Linked DNA regions of Homo sapiens: regions 1, 2, 3, 4 and 5 are each linked to region 6. The links are chromatin loops, found by intact Hi-C in ENCODE. Cell type or tissue: PC-9. All regions are shown on one strand.

What was found. Peaks named below come from ENCODE experiments on the same cell type or tissue, not always from the same donor. Only the 100,000 strongest peaks of a DNase experiment are listed, where the experiment ranks them.
Region 1: a loop joins it to region 6, with 3 times the contacts of the local background. A loop is called at or near these places in 24 of 110 quality-filtered maps.
Region 2: a loop joins it to region 6, with 3 times the contacts of the local background. A loop is called at or near these places in 4 of 110 quality-filtered maps.
Region 3: a loop joins it to region 6, with 12 times the contacts of the local background. A loop is called at or near these places in 82 of 110 quality-filtered maps.
Region 4: a loop joins it to region 6, with 8 times the contacts of the local background. A loop is called at or near these places in 26 of 110 quality-filtered maps.
Region 5: a loop joins it to region 6, with 2.8 times the contacts of the local background. A loop is called at or near these places in 22 of 110 quality-filtered maps.

The regions. Positions count from the first base shown.
Region 1 is chr6:127,639,869-127,644,868 of GRCh38, forward strand. No RefSeq gene overlaps it. Among named protein-coding and RNA genes, the nearest start is that of LINC02536, 21 kb to the right of the region's middle. In PC-9, CTCF peaks have their summits at 2,323 and 2,524; no DNase peak of the experiment used is centred here.
Region 2 is chr6:127,687,447-127,692,446 of GRCh38, forward strand. No RefSeq gene overlaps it. Among named protein-coding and RNA genes, the nearest start is that of LINC02536, 26 kb to the left of the region's middle. In PC-9, CTCF peaks have their summits at 2,856 (motif pointing left) and 3,060; no DNase peak of the experiment used is centred here.
Region 3 is chr6:127,536,426-127,541,425 of GRCh38, forward strand. No RefSeq gene overlaps it. Among named protein-coding and RNA genes, the nearest start is that of SOGA3-KIAA0408, 20 kb to the left of the region's middle. In PC-9, CTCF peaks have their summits at 3,036 (motif pointing left) and 3,244; no DNase peak of the experiment used is centred here.
Region 4 is chr6:127,302,433-127,307,432 of GRCh38, forward strand. The region is part of intron 5 of ECHDC1 (ethylmalonyl-CoA decarboxylase 1); the gene reads right to left. Among named protein-coding and RNA genes, the nearest start is that of RNF146, 38 kb to the left of the region's middle. In PC-9, a CTCF peak has its summit at 507 (motif pointing right); a DNase peak (open chromatin) is centred at 479.
Region 5 is chr6:127,514,900-127,519,899 of GRCh38, forward strand. MTCL3 (MTCL family member 3) reads right to left here and starts at 4,436. Exons shown (of 7, transcript NM_001400265.1): 1 at 3,680-4,436; 2 at 615-1,803; 3 at 1-148. The coding sequence starts at 1,715. SOGA3-KIAA0408 (SOGA3-KIAA0408 readthrough) reads right to left here and starts at 4,436. Exons shown (of 13, transcript NR_174482.1): 1 at 3,680-4,436; 2 at 615-1,803; 3 at 1-148. LOC107986642 (a long non-coding RNA gene) reads left to right here. Exons shown (of 2, transcript XR_001744337.2): 2 at 1-401. RefSeq lists an enhancer at 1-432 and a silencer at 1,120-1,349. In PC-9, CTCF peaks have their summits at 856, 1,112 and 1,955; a DNase peak (open chromatin) is centred at 1,895; H3K4me3 peaks cover 2,315 bases; H3K27me3 peaks cover 452 bases.
Region 6 is chr6:127,462,094-127,467,093 of GRCh38, forward strand. All of the region lies in intron 7 of SOGA3-KIAA0408 (SOGA3-KIAA0408 readthrough), which reads right to left. LOC124901399 (a long non-coding RNA gene) reads left to right here and starts at 1,501. Exons shown (of 2, transcript XR_007059750.1): 1 at 1,501-1,616; 2 at 2,003-2,441. RefSeq lists a silencer at 2,851-3,145. In PC-9, CTCF peaks have their summits at 2,965 (motif pointing right) and 3,170; a DNase peak (open chromatin) is centred at 2,988.

The sequences.
Region 1 (5,000 bases), 180 kb after region 6:
TTTATCCCTTATTTGTTCCTAATTTCTTCCAGAAAAGTTAGAATACTATATATATTCCTTGGTACCCAGATTTTTTTCACTTATTTTTTTTCCTGGGAAATTACTATGTATGTCCTCTTAGAGATATTTGTCATCTTTAAATTTTTGTTTGTTTGTTTGTTTGTTTTTACTAACTACATAGCATTCCTCTGTGTGGATATTCAGTAGTTAATTCAACCAATACCCTATATGTGGCGATTCAAAATTATCAAACACATTTCAAATACAAGTAATATCACAATGAATAACCACCCCCCCCCCATATTTCATAGCAGATGTATTTTTAAGGTGAATTCCCAGATGAGAGATTGCTGGTTCAAAAGATGATTGCATAGGATGTGTAGTTCTGAAATAAAATGGTCTAGACTCACATTTCTCTGCTTTTCCCCTTTAAATGCAACTACATTCCCTAGAGACTATTCTACAGTGATGACAGGACTCTGAATGAGGAGAAATAGATACATAAAGACTGGCTAGAGACCTTGAGACTTTATAAATGTCATCATAAATGGTTCTCTGGGTTTTCTTTTATCTCTAATATAATCCTTGATTGGGCACCAGAGAGGTCTGCAACCTGGAACTGTCAATAGGAATACACAAGAACACCAAGAAAAATTGCCCTTTCTGGCCAAAGGACAGAAAAGTGGAAGATCAGCAGAGAACTAGTAGGGAACCCAGCTCCCATTCCACAACCTGAGCACCTGTAGGCAGTCTAATGCATTGGCAGGAGTGGCAGCAGCACAGAAGGAAACCCTAGGCCATTCTAGCTTCCACTCTACAACCTAGGCATCAGAGAGTCGTGTCATCTGCCTACAGGTCAGCAGTGTAGGTGACCTTCATTCCCTGCCCTCCATACCTGCAAATTTCACCCCACTAGAAGGTCAACAGGTGGCCCAGAGAAGTGATTTCTGCCCACATAGATGGTTCCAGCAGACATTGAGTGAGAGCTCAATAACATCAGAAGAACCAGAACAGAATAACATTGTAAGCGCTGAGAAAACTAAACTGCCATTGGAACTGAGTCCCGCAAAAGTATACCAGAACCTATATGCTAAACAAGGCTACCGTGTACTATGATAGAAAATTTATATAGGATCCAGGGATTTACACAGGATCAAGCATAATAACCAAAATGTCCAAGATACAATCAAAATCATTTGGCATACTAAAAGTGAGACAAATCACAATTTGAATGAGAGATGACATTCAACAGATGTCAATATGCAGATGAATCAGATGTTGAAATTATCCGCTAAGGATTTTAAAACAGCCATCTTAAAAATGCTTCAATATCTAATGGACATTTATAGAGCACTTCACCCAAAAGCAGCTGAATACAAAATTGTTTTAAGTGTCCGTAGAACACTCACAAAGATAGAGTATATCCTGAACAATAAGACATACCTTAACAAACCTAAAAAATTAAAATCATAAAGAGTATGTTCTCTGACCATAATGAAGTAAGCCAGAAATCAATAAGAAAATTCCTCAGGATACAGAATGAAAAAACATTAATTGCATTTCTATACGCTGACAAATGGATATTAAAATTTTAAAAATAGGACTATTTTTAGTAACTTTAAAGAAACTGAAATACTTAGATTTAAATCTTATAAAACAGGAGTGATGTCACCAAAATGGCAGAGTAGAAGCAAGCTGGCTTCACTTTCCCTTGACAGAAAACCTAAAAAAAAATACGGCACTAAGATTATCATCAGCAATATTCCAGAACTCAAATATGAAAATGAGACAGTTCCTGGGTCGACAGAGAAATGAAAAAAAACTCTGTGCAGAGGGTGAAAAAAAAATCAGACATTTACATTTGAGATCCCTGTTCCTTGGTCTGCCAGGCACAAAACCCAAGGAAAATTTCTCCCTGACTCATGATTACTATACAGGAAAACGTGAGATCAAGGGGGACAACCAGCTTCCCCACCATCTTGGGTTCCTTGGCAGAAGACCCGTCCCTCCTCAAACCGTTGGAAACATCACAAATGCCCAAAGGGAGAAAAATTCCTGAGGACAGCTAGAGACAAAGCGGAGAGATGGGACTAGCATCCACAGGTGAAAAACACTGCTCTGTATCGAGGCCAAAGGAGATGCCAAATCAGAGTAGCTGTTCAGCAGCACAGTGCTTTAGCGGGTACACGTGGGTCTCCTGAGCATGAACTTTTAGTCAGCCTTCCTACACTGCCAGGATGCCAGGGTATTCTCTTTGGGACCTTCCCCATCCAGGACAGGCAGCACTCTGAACTTCGTTAGTGCCGAAAAGGCAAATCTGGGCTAAAATGCCATCTAGTGCTGGAAAGGAGGTAGTGACCCAGCAAAAAGATACTGAACAGCTACATCGCAAATAAATATCTAAGCAAACATACTCAATAAAAACCCAAACAAGCCAGATAGAGTAGAATTAATAACTAATTCTTCAATGCAAAGACATATATATATATATATATATATCCACAAGAAACAACACTAGCAAATGGTGAACCATGACCTCCTCAAACAGACAAAGAAAGGAGCCAGTGATCAACCCCAACAAGAAGGCAATAGATAAACTCTCCAATCAGGAATTCAAAATAGCAGTTTTTAAGGAAACTCAGAAATCTCCAAAATAACACAAATAAGCAATTCAAAAATTTATCAGAGAAATTCAATGAAGAATTTGAAATAATTTTTAAAAATCAAACAGAAATCCTAGAACTTAGAGGTATATTTGCTTAACTAAAAAGTTCATTAGGGGCTTTTAACAGTAGAATAAATCATGCAGAGAAAAGAATCAGTGAAGTCAAAGACAGGCAATTGGAAAACACACAGTTTGTGAGAGAGAGAAAAAAAAAGAATGAAAAGGAATGAAAAATGCCCACTGTTAAGAATTAAAGAAAGAGGAAAGAAACAAAAAGTTGCTCCACAGTCAAGGACAGGTTTATTTTAGAGAAAACAAACCTGAGAGGGGCGTCTGGCTGAGTTAGGTCGTGCCCACTCTCTTACTAAGAGTTTTTAAGGATTTAGGGTAGGAGAGCTTATCAGAGGCTTGGACTGCTTCTGTGTCTCTTTTGTGTCTTTGTTGTGCTTATCTGGGAGGGAGAGTTGTGTGTCTGTTCCCATACATCCCTGCAGCTGAAGGCATACCTGCAGGGTCTGCTTTTAGCTTCCCTATCTTAGTGCACCTGAAGGGAAAGGAATGTGATTATTAAGGCCCACTGTTTTACTGGGGCCCGTTGTATGAGGGTGAGGTTTCGCAGTTACCCAAGAGACATTCCCCACACCTCCCTTCGTGCCCAAGCAGCCTCATCTGTGTTTTACTGTCTGCTCTTTCTGGCTGCTTGTAGTTGGAAGAGAAGTGATTTCCTTGAAGTGCATGAGGCTAGAAAGGGAGCTGGAGCTTAAAATGGTGGTGTTTGTCCGAAATGATGGTGTCCGAAATGATGGTGCTCCTGCTCTGTCACCCACAAGATATAAAAAAACTACCTTAAAAGAAAATCTAAAAATTATTGATATTTAAGGGGGATCTGAGAAAAAGAAAAAGATAGAAAGCTTATTCAATGAAATAATAATATAAAACTTTCCAAAACTTTAGGAAGATATAAATATTCAGGTATGCAAAGGTCAGAGATCACCAAACAGATTAAACCCAAGTAAGACTACTCCAAGTCATGCAATAAAATTCTCAAAGGTCTAGGGTAAAAGGGGATCCTAAAGACAGCCAAAGGAAATAAGCATAAATGTATAAAGAAGCTCCAATTTGGCAACAGATTTTTCAGTAAAAATCATATAGGCCAAGAGGGAGGAGGATGACATATTCAAAACAGTAAAAAAAAAAAAAATGCCTACTGAGAATATTATACCCTGAAAAGTTATCTTTCAAACATGAAGAAGAAATATAGTTTTTTTCAAAATAAACAAAAACTAAGAAAATTGATCACAACAGACCTGTATTACTAGAAATCATAGAGAGAATTTTTCAGTTTGAAAGGAAAAAGACTGACATACAAAAATAAAACATAAAAAGGCATAAACCCCCCTCATAAATAAGTACAAAGACAAGCTCAGAATACTGTAACAAGATTTTGGTATGTAATCCAATGAACTCTAGTATGAAGACTAAAAGACAAATCTACCAAAACCAATAGGTGCTACAGCAACCTGTTAAGAGATAGTCAGGATAAAAATATTTCAATTGAAACAACAAAAGTAAAAATGTGGGGGGAATGAAGTTAAAGGGTAGAGTTTGTCATTTTTCCTTTATTTCTATTATTTTCTTTGTGATAAAAGATAAGTTGCCATCTCTTTAAAATAACTTGTTATAATTATAAGATTTTTGCAAGCCTGATGGCTACCACAAAGCTAAAACCTATAAAAAATGCACTAAAAATAAAAACAATAAATTAAAACATACTACCAAAGAAAATCACGTAAGCACAAAGCATGACAGCAAGAAAAGAAAAGAGGAATTACAAAACAACCAGAAAACATGCCACAAATGGCGGCAGTAAGTCCTTACTTATCAATATTAACATTGATATAAAAGAAATAAATTCTCCAATGAAAAGATATAGAATAAATGAATGCATAAAGAAACAAAATCCAATTATATGCTGCTTATAAGAAGCCCACTTCACCTGTAAAAACACACATAGACTGAACTTGAAGGAATGGAAAAAGATATCCTATGCAAATGGAAACCAAAAAAGAGCAGGAATAGCTATATTTATATAAGATAAAATAGACAACAAATCAAAGACTGTAAAAACAAACAAACAACACTCTTTTAAAAAAGAGGTCAACTCAGCAAGAGGATATAACAACTATAAATATCTATATACCCAACACAGTAACACTCAAGTATATAAAATGAGCATTAATTGATCTAAAGAGAAAGATGAGTTGCAATACAATAATTGTTGAGACTTCAACACCCCACTTTCATTAATGGACAAATTATCTAAACAGAAAAATCG
Region 2 (5,000 bases), 230 kb after region 6:
GTTACATTTTCTTCTCCTCTCCCTCCTCCCACCCTCCACCCTCAAGTAGACCCCAGGTTCTGTTTTTCCCTTCTTTGTATTCATGAGTTCTCATCATTCAGCTCTCACTTATAAGTGAGAATATGTGTTATTTGGTATTCTATTCCTGTGTTAATTTGCTAAAGATAATAGCCTCGTGCTCCATCCATGCTCCTTCAAAACATGATCTTGTTCTTTTTCATGGCTGTATAGTATTCCATGATGTATATGTACCACATTTTCTTTATCCAATGTGTCATCGATGGACATTTAGGTTGATTCCATGTCTTTGCTATTGTGAATAGTGCTGCAGTGAGCATTCACGTGCATGTGCCTTTATGGTAGAATGATTTATATTCCTCTGGGTATACACCCAGTAAAGGGATTGCTGGGCTTAATGGTAGTTCTGCTTTTAGCCCTTTGGAGGATCGCCATTCTCCTTTCCACAATTGTTGAGCTAATTTACACTCCCACCATCAGTATCTAAGTGTTTCCTTTTCTCCGCAACCTCACCAGCATCTGTTATTTTATGACTTTCTAACAATAGCCATTCTGACTGGTGTGAGATGGTATCTCACTGTGGCTTTGATTTGCATTTCTCTAATTCTCAGTGATATTGAGCTGTTTTTCATAAGCTTGTCAGCCACATGTATGTCTTATTTTGAGAAGTGTCTGTTCATGTCCTTTGCCCACTTTTTAATGGGATTGTTTGTTTTTCTTGTAAATTTGATTATGTTTCTTATAAATCTGACCTTTGTCAGATGCATAGTTTGCAAATATTTTATCCCATTTTGTAGATTAACTGTTTACTCTCCTAATAATTTCTTTTGTTGTGCAGAAGCTCTTAAGTTTAATTAGATCCCATTTGTCAATTTTTGGTTTTGTTAAGATTGCTTTCAATGTCTTTGTCATAAAATCTTTGCCCATTCCTGTGTCCAGGATGGTATTGCCTAGGTTGTCTTCCAAGAGTTTACAATTTTGCTTTTTACATTTAAGTCTTTAATCCATCTTGATATGATTTTTGTATATGGTGTAAGGAAGGGGTACAGCTTCAATCTTCTGCACATGGCTAGCCAGTTATCCCAGCACCATTTACTGAATAGGAAATCTTTTACCATTGCTTATTTGTTTAGCATTGTTGAAGATCAGATGGCTGTAGGTGTGCAGCCTGATTTCTGGGCTCTCTATTCTGTTCTACTGGTCTGTGTGCCTGTTTTTGTACCAGTACCATGCTGCTTTGGTTACTGTAGCCTGTAGTATGGTTTGAAGTCAGGTAACATGATGCATCCAGCTTTGTTCTTTTTGTTTATGATTGCCTTGACTATTCAGGCTTTTTTTTTTTTGGTTCCATATGAATTTTAAAATAGTTTTTCCTAGTTCTATGAAGAATGTCATTGGTAGTTTGATAGGAATAGCATTGAATATATAAATTGCTTTGAGCAGTATGCAATTTTGATAATATTGATTCATCCTCTCCATGAGCATGGGATGCTTTTCTATTTCTTTGTCTTTTCTGATTCTTTGAGCCATGTTTTGTAATTCTCATTGTAGAGATCTTTTACCTTACTGGTTACCTGTATTCCTAGGTATTTTATTCTTTTAGTGGCAATTGTGAATGGGATTGCCTTCCTGATTTACCTCTCAGCTTGGCTGTTGTTGGCCCCTTTAAGTTTACTTTCCTGAATCTTTTTATAAGAAATATCAGATTTGTCTTTTAAAAGCCTCTCAAAGCTATAATGTCAAGCCAAGGACTCATCATCAAACTTTGCCTGCAATACCTATAGATTTTAGTGAATTCCTCTTGTCTTGGGCTCTCCAAAATATCCTGAGGTTCCTGGGCCTGCCAGGAAGTGAGAGCCACTATGAGGCTGAGAATCTTTGAAGCTAGATGTTCTTTGTATCTTCTCAAATATAGTATCCCAGTCAGAGTCTTAGTAATATAACCGGTATTTCCAATTCTGTCCTGTTATAAAGAAAACAGAGTCTTATTGAACTTTTGCAATTCACTGTATTGCCAAGAAATAAGAAAATCAACAAGTAGCTTTGTGAATTCTGGAAGAATCAGGTAGGGAGAAAAGGTAAATATTTTAATTCTGTTTACAAAAGCGTATGTTACCAATATGCTATAGATAGCTTAAGAAAAAATTTAAAATTTCCTTAGTTCAGGAAAATAAAACATTTAAGAACCTCCAAAATTTTGAATAGAAAGTCAAAAAACATTATCCTCAGCAGAATGAACATCATGCAATTCTTATTTTGCTTGATCTTGTTACAGCTGTTGCATGAAGCCATTAGGTTTTTCATTAGAGTTTTAAAAATTCTTACCCAGTCCAATGATAAGATCACAAAGTTATCAGCAGCAATCTGTATTTCAGAGTACCTGTCAGAGTCTTTTTCATGAATGTCCTTGAAGATAAGGCAATTTTAAACTGTAGCTGATTACAAACACTTTCAGAGAAGAATCAAAGTAAAGCAATTAACTGTCCATGAACGACAAGAGTTAAATTGCCCATTGTTAAAAAATCTGATGACAGCTTATTATAACAATAATGTAATTACAAGGAGATGTGGTTATTTTTGTGACATAACTATATTTTAGACTTGGATGTTACTACCTTTTAGGATGTAAAGAAAAAGAGATTGAGTGAAGTTAGAAGCAATTTTTTTAAACTTGAATATTACAAATGTTAACTTTCTATATGCTCCAACTTAACTGAACCTTAGAATTGAATTCTATATTGTGTTTGAAAAACAGTGGTAAAAAAAGGGAGAAGCAAGCTTTTGAGAAATGCAACTGCTTAGATTTATAAACTAGACAACTAGCAGCATCTAGTGGTCATGCTCATGATCAACCCCTGTCTTCATTTTCATTGTTGCTTGGAATTAACTTGCATTCCAAGGCTTGGCAGATATTTTGAATTAAGTAAAAACCACATGTGAAAAAAAAACAAAAAACTTAAACTAAACATCAGTTTCAATGTATATGTGTTGTAAACATACAACACATATACTGTTGTTTATAATTGCGTTCAATTTCTGATAGAATTTAATACATTGAATAAAACTTATCTAAGACAGTGTTCAGCTGCTTTATTTGTCTTAAGAAGGGTTGTGATTTTGCCACATTTAGGGGACTGGACTTAATTTTATCAATTTCAATATTAAATGTTCAGTTGATATTTTGGAACTATTATGGAAAACTGTATTATTTTAACTGATAATATTGACATGGATTTTGAACAAATATTTATTTTATTCATTTGTTTGAAATTGAGTTATAAGCACAACAGTTTTCCATCCTTGAAAGCACATGACAGTGAGGTTTATACACATGGTTAAAAAATGATAATAGGTAATAATTACTTGGTGGCAAAAGAAAGGTAGCCAGGAGTTTTTATGATTCTCATGACCAATCTGCAAATAAATAATCAAAAGTTGAATGCAGATTAAAAACTGTCAGGAAATGGGTGATTTCTACTAACATCATTCAAATGCTCTAAAAATTATCTATTTCACATGCTGATAGTATGTTACATGGATACTAAATACACAAGGATTATAAGCAAAAATGCAGGAGGGGAAATGGAAGAAAGAGACTAATGACGTTTATGCACCTTTCAAGTGCCAGGCACTGGGTTGTGCTTCATGTGCATCCATCATTATCCTTCATCTCCATGACAATTCTACTGGCAGGTGTCTTTGTCCCCCATTTAATAGATAATGGAATGAAGTCCTGCTCCTGTGATCACACAAGTAGTAAGTGACCAAGGTAAATTTGAATTTGACCAAATCTGACTAAAAATTGATGTTCTCAGAGTTTATCAACTCATTATATACACAAAATCTATAGTCTGGGAAAAAAAGTTTTTTACAATATCAGCATTTTTTTAGTCCTGTCATTGTTTTGCAAGCCCTGAAAAGACATAACTTCAGAGTAAAGGAGTGAACAATGTGCCATCCCCAAATATGCCTACTTGGTATGTTGATTATTCTGAGTTAAAAACATTAGAGAAATAATTTCAGAAAGGCTGAGCTGACCTATCTCTTTCTACCTGCAGCAAACAATAAAGATTCCTCTGGAAGGGGTACTCTCTCCATATCAGGGTCAGAAAATAGCCCGTATCACCAGAGACTTGGAATTGAAGGCTACAGTGGACCTAAATAAACATAATTAATGAAGTAATCCTCATCCTTCACCTGTTTTACACTTTCCCATGTATTTCTTAGTAACTCCCCTGGAAAATTTTTACCACTGTAGCCAGATTTTCTTTGTCCTATCATTTCTTCTCAAATCTATCACTCTATGTCTAAAAAGTATCAAGGCATCTTGCTTTGGCCACTTCTTTTGACTTCCCTCTCTTGTGAAGAACCCCATGTGCATGTAAAACTAATAAAATTTGTATGCTTTTCTCTTATCAACCTGCCTGGTGTCAATCTGGTTTCTCCATCCAGCTGAAGAACCTATTAAGAGTTAAAAGGGGGGTTGGAGGTGACCCCTGGCTCCCTACAAGTGTCATCTGTTATCTTGAAAGATGCTCCACTGGTCAAGCATGACTCTTACTCATCAGTGAACAAACATTTTCATTTTACACATTTATTCAACTATTCTCTCAGGTACTTGTAGGACTGGAGAACAAAACAGGTAGGACATTGCTTTCATGGAGTTATGGTCTAGTTGGGAAAGATGTAACAGGTTTCAAAGGTAATAAAACTGTGCTAAACATGAAAGGAACAAATACACAATGCTTGGAAATGTTTTGAAACCTCCACAATTAAAGATAAGGCTTAAGATAAAAATCTAAGTTAGAAGTGGTATTACAAAATAAATGTATATAGCATTAGAGATTTATTCATTCAAAAATCATACATTTTGCACCTACGATGTGGTGCTGTTGATATCAAACAGATGATACAAACAGCCTAAACACCAAGAACTCAGTAAAAATATATGCAAACCATTATTCACAATACTGAAGATACAC
Region 3 (5,000 bases), 74 kb after region 6:
ACATATCAGGCAGCTGCCATTTGATCTGTATACTAGCCAGCAGAGGAGCGGCTCTGTACAGATCCAGATTAGCTTAGGGTATGTTCCTGCTGGGTCTAAAGGAGTCATAAAACCAACAAATAAATCCTGAGGTTCTCTGTGGCCCTACCCTGCTAGCTGTGTCCCCATTTTAGGATTCTGCCTTCATAAGCAGCTCATTGCCATAGTGGACTCCAAAATCCAACATCTTTCCAGAGAGAGAGAGAAAAGACAGAGAGATATAAACACTAAGAGAAAGAGATAGAGGGAGGAAGGGAGAGAGAAGACAGACAGGGAGGGGGGAGAGGAAAAGAGAGAGAAAGAGAGGGAGAAAGAAGACAGACAGATTGAGAGAGAGGTAGGAATATCTCCAAATTGGCTTATTGCTTTGAGGTTCTGTACTGGATTAGAACCCCTGGTAATTTCTGCTACGTACTTTAGTCTTGGATTTCTGAAAATTTAGGTACCTGGGAAATATATGTTAACACTATCAGTTTACTGTATTTTTAAAACATGTTTAATTAACATATTTTTATTTTTATTATTATTATTTTTTGAGACAGAGTCTCATGCCACTGCACTCCAGATGTGTTGCCCAGGCTGGAGTACAATGGCATGATCTTGGCTCAGTGTAACCTCTGCCTCCCAGGTTTAAGTGATTCTCGTGCCTCAGCCTCCCAAGTAACTGGGACCACAGGCGCATGCCACCACGCCAAGCTAATTTTTGTATTTTTAGTAGAGACAGGGTCTTGCCATGTTGGCCAGGCTGGTCTTGAACTCCTGGCCTCAAGTGATCTGCCTGCCCTAGCCTCTCAAATTGCTGGGATTACAGGTGTGAGCCACTGCACCCAGCCAACACCATCAGTTTATAAACATCAAATTAGGACCTCTATAAGTTAATAGAATAAAGTTATACCACTCACCTACCCTCAAAACTATTAAAATCCCCACTAGGAAAATGTCTGGGAGGACTGAAGTATCTAGATTTTTAGGATTGAAGTTGTGGTTTTAAATGGCAATACCTATTTTCAAAGTGCTTGAGTTTTTTGGGCAGGTGTATCTCTCTCTCTCTCTCTCTCTCTTTTTGAGAGACAGTTTTCCTCCTTGTCGCCTAGGCTAGAGTGCAGTGGTGCCATCTCGGCTCACTGCAACCTCCGCCTCCTGGGTTCAAGCGATTCTCCTGCCTCAGACTAACGAGTAGCTGGGATTATAGGCATGCGCCACCAAGCCCGGCTAATTTTTGTGTTTTTAGTAGAGACGGGGTTTCACCATGTTGGCCAGGCTGGTCTCCAACTCCTGATCTCAGGTGATCCGCCCGCCTTGGCCTCCCAAAGTGCTGGGATTACAGGCGTGAGCCACTGCACCCGGCCCGTGTATCTCTTTAAGATTCTCGCTCCTGTAATCCCAGCACTTTGGGAGGCCAAAGCATGCGGATCACCTGAGGTCAGGAGTTGGAGACTACCTGGCCAACACGGCGAAACCCCATCTCTACTAAAAATACAAAAATTAGCCGGGCGTGGTGGCGGGGGCTCTGTAATCCCAACTACTCAGGAGGCCGAGGCAGCAGAATTGCTTGCGCCCAGGAATCAGAGGCTGTAGTGAACTGAGAGCTTGCCACTGCACTCTAGCCTGGGCGACAGAGCAAGACTCTGTCTCAAAAAAAAAAAAAAAAAAAAAAAAAGATTCTAATTAGTTCTAATGAGCCAAAGCTTTGAACTTCTCCTTATTTCGTCTTCTCCCTTCTTTGCATTTTTCCTCTTTTGGTGTTAAATGTATAGCTGGGAGTTAAACTTGAAATAGACCACGTGGGTAAGGACTTAAACAGCTCCACTATTCCTCAATGGACAGAATGAGTGAGCAGCTTCTGTCAGCCCTTAGTTTACCAATGTGAATAAAACTGCTCCCATGCTGGCATTTGATACAGGAATGGGAAATTAAACTAATTTTTAAGAGCTAGAGTAGCATCTCTTTCTCACCTGGGAAAGAATTGGTAAGAATTGCATTGGTTAAAGTAACTAAGCCTAGTCAAAGTAGCTGGGGCAAAAGTGAATATTTATTGGAGAAACGCCTTCTTATCAAGTTTGATTAAAGAAGTACATGAATGTGGCTGCGCACGGTGGCTCATGCCTGTAATCCCAGCACTTTGAGAGGCCAAGGCAGGTGTCTCACCTGAGGTCAGGAGTTCAAGTCTAGCCTGGTCAACATGGTGAAACCATGTCTCTACTAAAAATACAAAAATTAGCTGGGTGTGGTGGCGTGTGGCTGTAATCCCAGCTACTCGGGAGTCTGAGGCAGGAGAATCGCTTGAGCCCAGGAGGCAGAGGTTGCAGTGAGCCGAGATTGCACCATTGCACTCCAGCCTGGGTGACAGAGTGAGACTCCAAAAAAAAAAAAAAAAGAAAGAAAGAAAAAAAGAAAAGAAAAGAAAAAGAAAGAAAGAAAGAGAAAGAAAGAAAGGCAGAAAGAAAAATAATATGAATGAATAATCAACTCCTGGAAGAATGACATCATGGCTTCCAGGAATAGCTGGAACCAGGGAATCAACATGATCAGGACTCTCTCCCACCGAACCCCCCACTCTCTACCTCAGTATACTGTCTGTGCTCCTCTCTGCTTTTCAGTTTCATTTTTTTTTTTTTTCCTACTCAAGGGCAGCTTCCTGCCCTGCTTCCTCCAGCATCTGCATTTTACATTGTGCTGCTCCCACTACCAGGGATGTACTAGCTACTCCTAAGTACAGTTTGAAAAACCCTGGGGAAAGATTCTGAGTCACTTTTTAGGTTATAGGCTTACCTTTGGTATATTCAGGCAACATCAAGAGGCTACATGGGGGATTGTGCACTACAATTCATAGATGAGGAAACTGAGGCACAGAGAGGATAAGCGACTTGTCCAAGATCACTCAGTTACTATAATATTATTTGATCAGTGTCTAGAGAAGATATTAAATATTAGTTATAATTAAATCTGTGATCATTAAAAAGCCATTTGGAAAGAGCTTGAAGCAGAGAACAGCACAATCAGGGGAATAGACTGTATTTAATGTTGTATACTACCATCTAGTGATAATCTAGAGAATTTCAGCATTATACATTAAATATGTATTTAATATTCGAAGTTTTATTTTTCTTGATGTAATCTTTACAAATGTATCATAAATTGGCAATAACTATATAACCACATATTTACATATTTTATGGGCCCAGTAAGAGAATAGCAGCCATTTAAAGGATCATTTCAATTAATGTTTTCAAAACCCACGTTTTTAAGGTGGATGTCACAATAACTTTGAAATTTAGAAAATTTGGGATAAATTATCTTGCATAAAATATTCATTTGCTCTCATTTTATGGTATGAAATGAACCAGATGTCAAGGTTTGCAACAGATAGCCTGGTATGTGAGCCTTCTTCCTAGGAGACAAATAGGTGCTCTTGAGAATGAGGCAAAACATAGTTAAATAAGTGGTCTCATTAGCCTACCATCTGGAGGGCATGCTTGCTTACTCCAGGGCCAGCCCTGAGAGCTGCTGTGCCACTTTGGTACTAGGATAGGAAATAGGGAGTCACAGGGCTCTAAGCTGGCAGTCAGCTTGGTTCTGAATCCACATGTTCACTCTGTACCCAACAAATATTTTAATACAATGTAGCCATGTTCCCCTTTCTTTTACAAATGTGTGATTTACAACAGCGGGATTCTAGCATTTATCAGGTCTACATAGCACAACATAATTTTAATGTGAGGGATTCCTGACAGGCTTATATATTAAAAAATTGAGCACTCAACCATGAATATTTTAAAGACTATATTTAGTCCAATATTATTTGATGATATTTAGTATAAACTGACATTGACTTAGAAGATATAATATTTCATAGTGTATGTGATCAATAAGCTTGTACTGGGAGCACTAGATGTGTACCAAGGTCTTTTACATATCTTTAGAAAATTCATCATATCATGACCCATATCCCTGGGAGCTGGCTAATATTTACAAATCCTCAGTTATTTGATGAAGTTTTTCAAACCTTGATATGATCAACAAGGGAAAAAGTCATGAAAAAAGAGGTAATTTGAACATATTTTCTTCCCTTGACGTAGCAATATTTCCTGGTGTGTGGAAATATTATTCTATCCGTCCTCAGGTGAGAAAGAGCTGCTACTCCAGCTTGTTAAAAAAATTAGTTTAATTTCCCCTTTCTGTATCAAATGCCACCATAGGAGCAGTTTTTAGTCACATTGTAAACTAAGGGCTGATGAGTGCAATCCGTTGAGTGGTAAGATTTAAAATCAGACATATTTTGAATATAAATCACAGTTTTACTGAGGTAAAAGGTTTTTTTAAATGGAGTCTTAAAATATAAAATGTATACGTGTAGTCATTAACATATTTTCTTTAGTATAGCCATGTGGGTGATATATTTTAAATATATCTGGAATATTTATTGAAATCATCCGGCTTCTTAGCAGTTATTTAACAATGTACCACATTAATGACAATTCTAAGAATGTTTCATTGGAATATAGAAAGCAATATTGCTCCCCTCCATCTCATTCCTTCCTTCCAGAGTAATCCGTAGGTGTCCTAGAAATCTCCTGAGATTCAGCAAGAATCAACATTCACATACACAAGGCTCAAGATCTGGGGGAGCCTGAAAGAGTGGCATTTGGTCATAGTGCCCTGATTGAGGAAAGCGTACTGGTGGGTTTTCCTGCATCCAAGCAGGATGCAGGATTCCTGGGCCTCCTGTAGGCATATTTACATGGGCTTGCATATTACAACCGAATGAACACTATTATTCACCAATTCTTCATGGCAAGACATAACTTACACTGTTCTTGGCAGTAACCAGGAACAGCTTAGCAAATTATTCAGAGATGCTAGGAGATAAATCAGCTTAAGTGTTGTTAGAGCATTATTCAAGCAGATGTACTTAAGGCAAAGGTATGTCTGCTCATCTTCGCCATACTGTAAAGGGTCCT
Region 4 (5,000 bases), 160 kb before region 6:
CTTGTTGCCCAGGTTGGAGTGCAGTGCCGCCATCTCAGCTCACTGCAACCTCTGCCTCCCGGGTTCAAGTGATTCTCCTGCCTCAGTCTCCTGAGTAGCTGGAATTACAGGCGCCTGCCACCATGCCCGGCTAATTTTTGTATTTTTAGTAGAGACGGGTTTTCACCAAGTTGGCCAGGCTGGTCTCGAACTCCTGACCTCAGGTGATCCACCCACCTCGATCTCCCAAAGTGCTGGAATTACAGGCCTGACCCACTGTGCCCAGCCTTAAAATTCTTTTAATTATATACTTAGATGTACGTTTTATATTTATATATGTATTGAAATTATATATTTCATAACTACCTGTATTCAGTGTAAAGTGAGGAATGCATTTAATACTTTCACACATACAGCATTTCCTGTTTAGTCTCATATCAAGCATAAAGCCAATGACTGCTTCCTCTTCGCAGAATAAAATGTAATAATAGCAGCATTCTAATGCAATCTGCACTGATGACAGCAGAGGGCACTGTCATATAAAATAACTTTTTTTTATTGTGCATAAGAATTTTGTGCATTATTGAACACTAGTTTTCAAGAGGCTAGGATTTCTGTAAACGGTCTTATATACCAAAAAAACTAGAAAATCTCTATTTGTGTGAGCATGAAGTGACATATTTTAACTGATGAATTGAAACCTGAGTCATAAATTATAAAAAGAAAAATTAATATAAAATTTACTGTTTTTCATAAGTTAGCATACTGAAACTTTTCTCATTCTATTTCTACTACTATATGATGCCATTTATATGAAGTCAAAAAAATAAAAAATATATTTATTATAGAATATTTAGCTTATAAAACTATAAAGGAAAGCAAGAAAGTAATTACCATAAAATTCAGGGTAAAAGCCAAGTTGTGAATACAACAGGAAAGTTCTTGAAGGAAATTCAAAGTGCTAATCCAGTGAACACATGAATAATAAGGAAGCGAAACAGTCTTATTGCCGATGTGAAGAAAGTTTTAGTGGTCTGGATAGAAGACCAAACCAGCCACAGCATTTCCTTAAGCCAAAGGCTAATCCAGAACAAGGCTCTAACTCTCTTCAACACTACAAAGGCTGAGAGTGGTAAGGAAGCTGCAGAAGAAAAATCTGACGCCAGCAGAGGTTGGTTTATGAGGTTTAAGGAAAGAAGTCATCTCCATAATATAAAGGTGCAAACTGAAGCAGTAAGGGGTAACACAGAAGCTGCAGCAAGTGATCCTGAAGATCTAGCTAGGGTTATTGATGAAGGTGGCTACACTAGCTAACAGATTTTTACTGTAATATTAATGATCATTTGGCAGTATTCCCTGTGAGCCAGTGGTGACAGTGGCCATGGGGCGACACTCCTCCACCTTTGGAAAGGGGAGAAAAGACTGGAAAGGTCTATGTCTTGTGGTCTGAGTTACAGCTCAGACAAGTCAGAACACCAGCTAGACTTCTAAAGTTTTTGACTCTAGTGTCAGGCTCCCAGACAGCACCTCTGGACTTTTCCAGAGTCTAGTGGAAATCACCACCCTGCAGGGAAGAACACAGGCCTGGATGGCTTTGCCACTTGCTGATTGTAGAGTCCTAGTCCCTCAAGTGAACATAGGCAGTATCCAGGGGGTGGTTATGGAAGGCCTTGGGCAAGACCCAGTGCTGTGTTAGCTTCAGATGTGACCCAGCACAGTCCTAGTGGCGGTGGCCATAGGGTTACTTAGTTCACTTCACCCTCAGCTCCACGGGGCTCAGCAGAGAGAGAGAGAGATGTCATTTGTTTGGGAGAAAGTGAGGGAAGAGAACAAGAGTCTCTGCCTGGTAATCCAGAGAATTCTTCCGGATCTTCTCCAAGACCATCAAGGCAGTATCTCCAGAAGTCTGCAAGAACCAGAGCATTACGGGGCTTCGGGTGCCCTCTAAAGCAGATACAGCTTAGATCACAACACCTACGTCCTTCTGAATATCTAGAAAGCCTTTCCAAGAAGGACCACTACGAACAAGCTCAGACTGTGAAGATTATAATAAATACCTAATTCTTCAATGCCCAGATACCAAAGAACATCTACAAGTACCAAGGCCGCCTAGGAAAACATGTACCCACCAAATGAACTAAACAAGGCACCACAGACCAATACTGGAAAAAGAGATACGTGACTTTTCAGACAGAGAATTCAAAGTAGCTGTTTTGACAAAACTCAAAGAAATTCAAGATAACACAGAGGAGGAATTCAGAATCCTATCAGATAAATTTAAGAACAAGATTGAAATAAAAAGAACCAAGCAGAAATTCTAGAGCTGAAAAATGCAACTGGCATACTATTGAAGAATGCATCAGAACTTTTTATGGCATAACTTTTTATGGCAGAAATGATCTAGCAGAAGAAAGAATTAGTGAGCTTGAAGACAGGCTATTTGAAAATATAGTCAGAGAAGACAAAAGAAAAAAGATAAAAAAGCATCCCTACAGGATATAGAAAATAGTCTCAAAAGGGCAAATCTAAGAGTTATTGGCCTTAAAGAAGAGGTAGAGCAAGAGACAGGGTTAGAAAGTTTATTCAAAGGAATAATAACAAAGAGCTTCCAACACCTAGAGATAGATATCAATATCCAAGTACAAGAAGGTTATAGAGCAGCAAAGCAGATTGAACCCAAACAAAAGTACCTCAAAGCATTTAATAAACTTCCAAAGGTCAAGGATAAAAACATGGTCTGTAATAAAGAAAGGATCCTAAAAGCAGCAAGAGAAAAGAAACAACACACAATTAAGCTCCAATATGTCTGGGAGAAGACTTTTCAGTGAAAACCTTACAGGCCAGGAGAGAATGGTACGACATACTGCAAGTGCTGAGGGAAAAATCCTTTCATGCTAGAATAGTATATTCTGCAAAAATACCTTCAAACATGAAAGAGAAATAAAGACTTCCAGACAAACAAAAGCTGAGGGATTTCATCAACACCAGACCTGTCCTACAAGAAATATTAAAGGGAGCACTCTAATCAGAAAGAAAACGATGTCAATGAGCCATAAGAAATCATCTGAAGGTAAAAAACTCACTGATAATAGTAAGCATACAGAAAAACACAGAATATTAAAACACTGTAACTGTGTCTTATCTTAAGTAGAAAGACCAAATGATGAACCAATCAAAAATAATAACTACAACTTTTCATGACATAGACAGTATACAACAAAAAATTAAAAAGCCAGAGGATAAAGTTAAGGCATAAAGTTTTTATTATTTTCTTTTTGCATGTTTGCTTGTTTATCCAAACAATGTTCAGTTGTTATCAGCTTAAAATAATGGGTGATAAGATAGTATTTGCAAGCCTAATAAGATGCAGTATTTGCAAGCCAAAAAACATAAAAGATACACAAAACAATTAAAAGCAAGAAGCTAAATCAAATCACTGAGAACATCATCATCACAAAAAGGAAGAAGAAAAGAAAGAGAAGACCACAAAACAACCCAAAAAACAAATAAAATGGCAGGAGTAAGTCCTTACCTACCAATAATAATATTGAATGTACATGGACTAAACTCTCCAATCAAAAGACACAGACTGGTTGATAGATTAAAAAAAAAAAAAAAAGACCAAATGATCTGTTGTGTACCAGAAACACATTTCACCTATAAAGACACACGAAGACTGAAAATAAAGAAATGGAAAAAGATATTCCATGACAATGAAAACAAAAAGAAAACATGAGTATCTATATTTATTTCAGACAAAATAGATTTCAAGACAAAAATTGTTAAGAAGAGATGAAGAAAGTCACTATATAATGATAAATGGGTCAATTAAGCAAGAGGATATGACAATTTTTATGCCACCCATCACTGGAGCACCCAGATATATACAGGAAACATTATTAGAGCTAAAGTGAGAGATAGGCCCCAATACAATAATAGCTAGAGACTTCAACACCCCACGTTCAGCATTTGATACGGTTTGGATTTGGGTCCTCACCCAAATCTCATGTAGAATTGTAATCCCTAATGTTGTAGGAGGAGGTGATTGGATCATGGGGGCAGCCTTCCCCCTTGGTGTTCTTGTGATAGTGAATGAGTTCTCATGAGATTTTGTTTAAAAGTGTGTAGTACCCTTCCCCTTTTCTCTCTTTCTCCTGCTCCAGCCATGTAGGACGTGCCTGCTTCCCCTTCATCTTCTGCCATGAGTGTACATTTCCTGAGGATTCCCCAGCCATGCTTCCTGTACAGCCTGTGGGACTATGAGCCAATTAAACCTCTCTTCTTTATAAATTACCCAGTCTCAGGTAGTTCTTTATAGCAATGCAAGAATGGACTAATACAGCACTGGACAGATCTTAGAGACAAAAAATCAACAAAGAAACATCAGACTTAATCTGCACTATAGAAACAAATGTACCTAATAGATATTCATGCAATATTTCCTCCAAGAGCTGGAGAATACACATTCTTTTCCTCAGCACATGGATCATTCTTAAAAGTAGACCATATGTTTGGTCAAAAGACAAATCTTAAAATATTCAAAAAATTAAAATAATAAACATCTTCTGTGATCACAATGGAAACTACAAATCAATAACAAGAGGAATTTTGGAAACTACACAAATACATGGAAATTAGACAATATGCTCCTGAATGGCCAATGGGTCAATTAAAAAATTAAGAAGGAAACTGAAAATTCTCTTAGAACAAATGATAATGAAGTACAACATACCAAAACCTATGGGATACAGCAAAAGCAGTACTAACAGGGAGTTTATAGCTATAAGTGCCTACATCAAAAAACAAGAAAAATTTCAAATAACCTAATAATGCATCTTAAAGAACTAGAAAAGCAAGAGCAAGCCAAACTCAAAATTAGTAGAAGAAATACTAAAGATCAGAGCAGAAATAAATGAAATCTAAATTAAAAAAATATTGACTGGGCATGGTGGCTCACGCCTGTAATCCCAACACTTTGGGAGACCAAGGCGGGCAGATCACGAGGTCAGGAGTTTGAGACC
Region 5 (5,000 bases), 53 kb after region 6:
CGGCTTTGCGGAGGCGGTACTGCAGGATCCGGCAGTTTTTGTTGGCTCTCTCCAACTCGTGGCGCATTTCCTGCAGTTGACAGGCATCCTCCTCGAAGAAAGTGTCCCTCATCTCGTCCATCTCGGTTCTCAGCTCATCGATCTCGTTCTGAGGCGGTGACAGGCCGCGTGTCAAAATCAAACTCGCTTCCAGCCCTTCCGACACACACCGTACACACCCCATTCCAATTCCAAATTCTCAGCTTTAATTGCCCTCTCTCTCCACGAGACAGGAGTGACAAGGAGCTGAGTACAGAAGAGGAAACTGGGGGAAAAAGGCCCACTTTAGGCCCTCTCTCGTTCTCTTACTCTACCTCTCTCCAGGAAGAAGTGTGACAAACCATTATAATTAGAGAAACGGAGGCCCAGATTTGAATTTAAATGAAAACCTCGCGTTACTGAGAGCAGATTCAAATTCCGGCAAGGCCTAGGAAACCCCCTCCCTCCTTTCTTGTTCTCCTCCCTCTTCAAGGCTCCCTAACAGGTTAGCAGCCTCTGATCCCTGCCGGTACACGCCCTAATCCTCCCAGGCCCACTCTTCCCATCCCCCAGCCGGGTCCCCCCACCCTCCTCACCTTGAGAGTCTCGTTTTCCTCTCGCAGCTTCTCCATCTCCTCTTGCATTTCTTCCTGCTCTTGGAGCTGCTGCGGGTGCGGCTGCGACGAAGGGGGCGCTGCCGCCTGCATGCCCCCGCCGCTCGCGCTGCCCTCTGCGCTCTGCTGGGGGCCCTCCGCCGCCGCCGCCATTGGGGAGGCGGAGGCGACGGCCAGGGTCTCGCAAACGGCAGGGGGGCCAGACACCGGGGAGCTGCGGCTACTGCTGCCGCCGCCGTTCTTAGCGTGCATCTGAGCCGCGGCCGCCGCCGCTGCCGCCCGCTCCTTCTTGAGATGGAACTGGATGAGCTCAGACTGCAGACATCCTTCTTTCCAGTAGCTCCCTCCACCACCGCTGCCGCCCCCCGCAACGCCGCTTCCGGAGTTTCTGCTGCCGGTTCCTGGGGTTTTGCCCGCAGAAGAGGAGGATGGAGAAGGGGAGGCCCCCTCCCCGCCGCTGCCGCCCCTCTGCTGAGCGCGTACGCCTTTCCCTCGCCAGCCCCTGGGCGGCGGCGGCTGCGGAGCGCCCCCCTCCCTTTCCCCGGAGCCGCCGCCGGCTCCTCCTCCTTCCCCGCCCCCTCCTCCCCCTTCTCCGAGCGGAGGGGGTTCCCCGAGTTTCGAGGGCACGGACTCTAGCTCCCGAGGCGGCTCCTCGGGCGGTCCGGGCCTCCTGCCGCCCAAAGCGGCCAGGGTCGCGGCGGGGGCCGCTTCAGCACCAGCCACAGGCTGGACAGCTCCCGGAGCGGCCCCTTTGGGCGCCAGGGGCGTCGCCTTCTCGGCCCCACCTCCGCCTCCTCGGATGCTGGCGGGCGGCCCCGTGCGGCTCCCGGTCTTGTTACCCTGCTGTTGCTGCTGCTGCAGCTGCTGCTGCCGAACAGAATTGAGTTTAGTGCCGGCCCCCACTGGGGACCGGGTGGCCGCGATTGTCTGTCGCAGCGAACTGTCCCTCGGTCTAGCGGGTGACTGAGCTCGCTGCTGCTTTCTGCTGCTGCCCTCCGGGTGCAGACGAGCCTCAGTGGCTGCAGCGGCGGGAGAAGCTGCTGCTGTGGCAGGGGCAGCGCCCCCGATTGGTGGCTGACTCATGGCTATGAACCTACCAGATGCGATTTGGAAGAGCCCATTACTAGATCATCCTCTTCCCTCTTCACCGCCGCCAACCTTCCTTCCTAAGCTGGGACAGAAACAAAAGGAGAGAAGAAGACAACATGTCTGAATTTTTGCAGAGCAAAGGGTGATATTGCTCCATTTGGATGGCGCTTAATAGAAGCTTTGACTTTAGGAATAGGATGCAGGGCTGTCTTTAGGAATAGGATGGAGGGCTGTCAATTCTCATTTTGCCCAGGGTGGCGCTGTCTCCATCTCACTCCACCTCAGCAAAATGACGGATCTGAAAGCAGCTGAACCTTACATTCTCATGGTAGCAGGCTTTGGAAAGGGTGAGATACAGAGTCAGACAGGAATTGATGGAAAGGGAGATATAAAAGAAAAGAGGATAAAGTGGAAAAGAAGCTTCAGAAAGAAAAGATATCCATATATTAGAGTTGTCAACTCTGCTTTTACAACTTTGGCTTTCCTTACCATCAAATCCATATGTAAAGCCTAGTTTACTGGAGAAAGTTTTCATTTAATTAGTATTCCCAAGTTCAATTAGAGGAAAAGGGTTATGATGTAGGGTTCCTAGAGAATATTTTCTACGGATAAATGACACTTTCCCCAGGCAGCTCCAACCCTTAATGTTGTTTTTGGGAAAATGCACCCAACTTCCTTTATAATAGAACTAAAAGAAAATATAAATAATGAATGCCTTTAAATCAATCTCAGTTTCAAGAAAATAATAGCATTAAGAATTGTCTATATGGGTTAGTTATTAGCAACCCAAAAACGTATTTTTTCCCTTTTGGGAAATAATTTTTAAAATACATTTGGAAAAGTTGTGGTCAGTTCTGCAGTTTCCTAAGTTTCTGGTGATGAATTTTCCTATGCTTACCCAGTTTTGTAGTCTTATGAATCACTTTAGTTTTAAGTGTAATTGCTAGATAGAAAATATTTTCATTCTTAGCCATCTTCTTACATCGCATATCATAGGCAAAAGTTGTACTTTTTAAAGTGCCCATTTCCTCCTATATAGCAATTCTGAGACAGAACCCAGAAGGCTGGTGCATCTTCCCTCATGGTGGTAAGATCAATTTCCAGTATGTGTATTTCCAAGATAAATCCGTCACTAGCTTCTTTAATCTGAAAAATAGCAAGTTACTGCCTCATGGGTTCCTCTCCCTAGGGATCCAGGCAGCTAGTCAATTAGTTGCCTTTTCCTTAAAATTATTTCTGTCTAAAGCACTGAAAGGGGCATGACTAGGCATAAATTTCTCCTTTAAAAATATTTGTTCTATACAGAGAGCAGATTACTTTACTGCCAGTTATTTTACTTGCATTATTCTTGTTAACATCTATTGTTAGCATCACAACTTAGCATGCAGTAATTCCTCATTTTATAAAGAAATATTACCGAAGGGTTCCTAATCCACCTCCCTTTCTGTTTCTGGCATCTCCTTCCAACTCACTTTGAAATATAAAGGTGAACAAAGAAGACATCGGGGGAAAATTGCCCACCAACTTGTTTTCTACATCTTCTCTCCCAGTCGCGATACTACTAGAATGTCTGGCCTAGTTTATCATCATGGGTGGCACTAACATGGGCTATCTAACTAACTTATATTGCCAATGCAAACTTATTTTTGTTTTTAATCAGGCAGAATAATTCCAGAGCTGAGAAGCCAATGTTTAAACTCAGCCCTCAGACAGCATTAACCCAGGCGAAAGCTTGTGTTCCAGTAACTGGGCTCCACAATCAAAGGTATCCGGCTGCTGTCACGTGGTTCCCACAAAGTGACAAGATGCTGCATCTCTTCAAGGCTTTCCCGGTGAAAATTATCACCCAACCAACCCCTGCACGGCTTAGACCAACACTTTTAATCTCAAGTTTTATCCGCCTGCTAACCCACCCCATCATTCATCCCCAACCCTTTAGAAATCCAGAACTTGCTCACTTCTCAGCAGAGGCGAGGTTTCCAAGTAGCTGAACAAATCAACAGCACTTTCCTTCTGATATTCCGGGGATCTCAGGGTTTATTATTGTGCCTTTCTGCGCCGAGGAAAGTTCAACTTCATATTATTGTATGCGACTTTCCGGCTGAGCATGACTTTGGGCTCGCTCGCCGCAGTTCCACACCCACTCGATTTCTCCAAACAATGGCGGTAACGTCAAGATTCAGCTGCCCCCAGAGCGGGTGACTTCCCGGCGGTCCGCGGCTGGGCTGGAGCTGCAGCTCTCAGCAGGCTAACACGCGAGGTACCAAGCTGGGCCAGACGCTCCCCAGGAAGTGCAGAGATGTTCATGAGCTGACCTCACCGAACTGGGCAGGAGAGAAGGCGGGATTGCAAGGGACGATAGGGTAGAAGTAACCAAAGAGAGGTTACTTTCAAGAGGAAAGAGAAGAAGGCGGGGAGGGGGACGGGGGACGGGGGTGGGGAGTGGCGGGATAAAGAGACAAAAAGGCCAGAGCCACGCCCGAGATGGAAGATTGGCAGCAGCGCTCAAACTCCTTGCTCTATTCTCTTATCCCGTACTTGGCAGAGGATCCCAAAACCGCTCGAACACGGATGCACTGGTTTCCTGCAAAGCTTTGTCCTGGGTTCGGTCATTCTCCATCAATTATTTACTTGAGCTTCTTTTCCAAGGAGGCGGACTAGAACAGCCTTCCGGGCGTGACTAACATCTCCTGATGCAGCTGGCTGGCGGCTGCTGGGAGTTCTCTTTGTTCACTCACTTTAATTCTCAGTCGAGCTCTACACGCGGTGCTCCCTCCCCACCCCCAGCCCGGGCGGAGTCATCAGATGTCGTTTCCACGAATAGATAATGGTTGCCATGATGGGACCCACCGTCCCACAGACAAAGGGTTCTTGCGAAGCCACGACTAATTTAGTGCAAACCGAAATAAATATCGGCCCACAGAGATCCTTTACAGAACGGTTTGCCTTCAGTACGTTTTCCTGTTTTCTACTGAGTGCCGGTTTCTACCGTGAAAATGAGTAATTGCTGGGATCCATAATCTTTATAGTAGTGCATGCGAACAATAACAGAAACCAGGAAGAATACATTATATCAGCCTAAAAGGGAATTCATTTAAAAAGAGGAGTTCAGAATATACATGTCTTTACAATTTACACTAACCCATACTGTTTCACAGTAATAATATTTTTAAAAATTAAGTGGAATTTTCTCTTTTTCTTTTCAGTTTCTTCTTTCAGTGGTGGGCGGGGGGCATGGGAGCCTCCCTTCTACCTCTAAGAATTCCTTTGTGAGCTTGA
Region 6 (5,000 bases):
TGAAAATCTTATGAAAAAAATGCAATTTGTTTTGTAATGCAGTTTTTCTTTAAACCATTTGAACATTTAAATCTTCAAATATGAAATTCACAAATGATTGCCCTATGTTTTAGAAAGAATTACATCATTCATACCTTATGACATACTAATCTTATTTCAATGTATAACAGATATGTAAAGAAATGTACATAATAACACTTAATGGAAAATAAATGTAGAAACACTGCCTGCTGTCAAGAAACAAAAAAGAAAATTCTAAAAAGAAATGGAAAAGATCTATATTAATAATAATATTAAGGCACAATCAAAAACATTTTAAAAAGGGTAAAAGAGAACTAATGCGTGCATAAATGTCACTAGCAGGTGTTTCCAGACTTACAGAATTTTAGAGCCAGAAAGAACTTCTGAAATCATCTAGCTAACCTTCTCATTTTACAGTTGAGGGAAGAGGCCCTGAGAGTAACTCATCTGCTCAAGGTCACAAAGCCACTTAGTGGCCATTCCAAGAATAGAATCCAGGTCTCCTCATTCCTGGTGGAGTGCCTTGAAGTTCAAAATTCCAAGAAGTGCAAGGGAAGAAAATCGAAATAAGAATGCTGGATATGAGAGGAGACTGAGAAGTTGATTTCTGGCTTTGGCAAATTTTAAATTCAGTTTTCTTCTATGTCCAAATGAGAGAGAAGATACTCTATCTTTCAAGTATGACATAAGAATCATATAGCTGAGTATTTATTTATTTATTTTTGAGATGGGAGTCTTGCTCTGTCACCCAGGCTGGAGTGCAGTGGCGCAATCTCAGCTCACTGCAACCTCCGCCTCCCAGGTTCAAGTGATCCTTCTGCCTCAGCCTCCTGAGTAGCTGGAACTACAGGGGCATGCCACCATGCCCGGCTAATTTTTGTATTTTTAGTAGAGACAGGGTGTCACCATATTGGCCAGTCTGGTCTTGAACTCCTGATCTCGTGATCCACCCGCCTCGGCGTCCCAAAGTGCTGGGATTACAGACATGAGCCACTGTGCCCAGCCAGCTGAGTATTTATTACTATCTAAAGAGGCTCGTGTCCTTAGCTAATTGTAAACACTGGGTCAAAATAAAAAGGCAAATGGATTTTATCTTAGCAGTTAAAAAATCTGAAGATAAACATGGCAACATGGCCTTAAGCATGCTAGTGCCAGTACATATTTAATCTATGGTTTTGTTTGCAGAATGATCCTGAAGTGTTACAAAGCAGTTACTCATTTGTTCTCTTTATGGTATGACAACCTGGTTGTTATGAGACTGGAGAGCTTCTGATTTCTTGTTTATAACGTTTTTCCATTGCTTATTCTTTTACCCTTTAAACATATTTAACAATAAAAGGGGTACTGTGTTTCTATTTTCATTGGAAAGAAGATAGAAAAGATTGAAAAAGAGAACAACTTTTAAAAAAACTAAACTTGTTCTTTTTTGTTTGTTTTAGTTTAGTTTTGTTTTTGAGATGGTCTTGTTCTGTTACCCAGGCTGGAGTGCAGTGGTGTGATCATGGCTCACTACAACCTCAACCTCTGGGGCTCAAGCAGTCTTCCAGCCTCAGACTCCTGAGTAGGGGACCACAGGCACTTGCCACCATGCCCAGGTAATTTTTTAATTTTATTTATTTTTTTTTTTTGAGATAAGGTCTTGCTATGTTGCTCAGGCTGGTTTTGAACTTCTGAGCTCAAATGATCCTCCCTCCTTTGCCTCCCAAAGTGCTGAGATTATAGGCCTGAAACACTGTGCCCCGCCTAAACTCATTCTTCTGCATGTTAAAGTTCAAAGGCTACTATAAAGGACGTATTTTAAGAAATCCTTCCTTCTTGAATAATGTCTGCCCCTTGCAATTTTCAAAGTACTTTAAGATCATGAGATCTCAGTTGTTTAGCAGAACTCTTAAATCTTAAATTATCTTCAATTCCTAAGGTCTTGGGTACTTCAATTAACATTCCATTTAACAAATATTTGTGAATACCAATTCTGTGCCAGGTTAGACCAAGAGGACTCAAAGAAGAGGAAGAAATCCTTGTCTTCAACAGGTCTGGTCAGCTCTGAAGATTCCCTGAAATGTGACATGTAGCGTGACTGTTTGCATTCTGAGTAGCCCACTACACTGGTATAAATTCACAAATTTGGAGAGTCTCTCCTAGGAGTACCCACAGCATTCCACCAAGGAGATCACGGTTTAGTGTTACTCTCACTCAGTCCTAGCTGCATACTATAATCACACAGAGAATGAAAAAGAAAAATAGTAATGCTGGAACTCTCCCCAGACTTCTGACTCAGACCATCCAGTGGTGAGGTCCTGGCTTCAGACTTTTGATAAAGTTCCACAGCTGATTCTGTCAAATTTGGTCCTGTGTTATTTGAGTTCTAGAATGGCAATTTCAACTGTGTGTTAATAAATATAATTTTGATCCTCCTAAAATACTGTTTTGGAGTATAAAATTATGAGGATCACACACAGAATATTTACTATCCATGTACATGTTTGGATTATTACTTGCCAGCTAATGTAATATTTTTCCAGTGGGGGATGTTTATCCTTAGAATCATGGGAAACTGGCTGTCTCTTCTATTCTGAAGGCTGAGGACACGTCAACAGGTTTTTTAGCCAAGCACATCCGTCATGGGGCTTATGCGCAGGCATTTCCAGATGACAGAAATATTCAAAAGACACGTTTGAATGATCTGTTCTTTTTAGGTAGTGGTCCAAATTCTGAACCAAACAGTAACATATTTGAGAAATGTGGGCTATTTTAAAACTAGAAACAGACCTTGCTCACATTTTTCAAACTTGTTTTTAGCATCTCATTGTATTATTTACAGATTCTTGACTTGGAGGATACTGATAATGATGACAATAAAATCAAAAATAATAAAAAGGACTGTTTGAGGGCTACCTTTTCTTTAGTGACCAGCAGAGTCCTGGGAATGCTTGTCCACCACAAGAGGGCCACCCTGAGCCACTTACTTCTCTCTGCTAGGATGTTTCAGCAGTAAAGCATGGCTCAGGCTTGGTGAGTGCAATTTGAAGGACACAGGAACTAATCCATATTGCCCCAGGGAGTAACTAATCCACCTATATCTTCTACGAGAAATGTTAGATTTATCACTACCGGGTGGCAGCATTCTATTTCCAATAATTGCCTAGTAAAATACCACTGGTAGAGGAAATAACTATTGGCTACTCACCACTTCGGCACAGAAAAGAAGAGGTAGCACATACTAAGGACTAGAAGGAACAGATCAATATGGGTAGGCTTTGATTAGAGGTCAGGAAAGCCATCTGTTTCATTCACAGGGCATGGAGTGGGGAAACAGGTGGAAGATCTGAATGGGGAACTGCATAGGTGGGTGTTAGATTTTGAGCCCCTGGAGTTCAGGTCAAAAGGAATATGGCATCATGATATGAGAGGGATACAGTAAAGGATCTGGAGGTAAAGTTACAGAACGGGAGGCCTAAAGTCACACTTCAGTGTAGCTCCTAGGCCCACTCTGCAGAATCAGCCAGACCCATTTTCAGGGTCTTCTGCAGAACCATGCAGACCCATTTTCCATGGCCAAGGTCCCTCAGTAAGTCCATATTAGCCTATAAGCACAATACCTTGATGGGTAATTTGCCCATGAACATCTCAAAAATTCATAAAGGAAAAGGGGTTAGGAAGAGAGAGTTACAAAATGGTGGTATCATGTAGGGCAAAAGCTATTTCAAGTGCAGGAAGGAAACAGTAGGTATTTAGTACATCCTCAAAAGCAGCTGTGTCTGACCCTTCCACTGTATTCTGATGTTGTTGACGCTATCAATATATATTGCAAAATAAGATTTCTGCAACCTTATTCTTTTTTTTTTTTTTTGAGACAGAGTTTCACTCTTGTCACCCAGGCTGGAGTGCGATGTCACGATCTCAGCTCACTGCAACCTCTGCCTCCCGGGTTCAAGCAATTCTCTTGCTTCAGCCTCCCAAATAGCTGGGATTACAGGCACCCGCCACCAGGCCCAGCTGATTTCTGTATTTTTAGTAGAGACGGGGTTTTGCCATGTTGGCCAGGCTGGTCTCGAACTCCTGACCTCAGGTGATCCACTCAACTCGGCGTCTCAAAGTGCTGGGATTACAGACGTGAGCCACCGTGCCCAGCCAACCTCACTCTTTCTTTATCCAACTCTTTTTAATCCACACTACTATTTTGAATCCAGTCACTTTCTACAAATATCAGGTATCTTCAAACAAATAGCTGCATCTGAATCAATTACATTCCCTCTGAAGTACGGAGGCTGAATAGAGACTTCAGTTTCCCCTCTTGGACAGTTTTTTTCATATCAAGATGAGGTCCAAGGCCAGGGAGTCCTCATTTTCCTTGACTACCTCAACTAGCTTCACTACGGCTTTTTCCACTAGATGTAATCTAAGCTTATTTACAAACGCTAAGGCCCTCTATGCAGTGGGCCGACAGCCTCAGCAGGTACACATTTCCTTTCGGGCAAAGGCTCAGCAGATACACATTTCCTTTCCTGCTTGGATTCCCAGGAGTCACCTAATGTCCAGAAAAAAATTAATTTCAGTAACTTGTCATGCTGAAACCCAGTTATAAATGACTGATCTAGGCCAATACACAGGATGTTCTATTTAAGAAGTCTAACTCTATTTTGTCTGTCCCGGAGTCAGTGATGCAAAAGGAGTAACACAGAATGTGAAAAAACTGTTTATAAGAAAGATGGAAGGGAGTTATAAACTACAAACTAAACTGAGTGTTCTGACTTTAAGAAATAAGAGTATATAAGTCATTTCTTTAAAAAAGCTCTTAAATTATCTTCCCTTACTAAATCACTTGAGGCAAGTAAGTAAACTGATGAGCTGCTCTCTGCCCCTCATACTCTCTTAATATTTGAATGCACAGGTTAAGGCAGGTACTTTTGACATAAACTTAAAGAGCTAACTTTAAAGGTACATCATGTTGGACAACCTCAAAAAGAAGTGATGCCGTT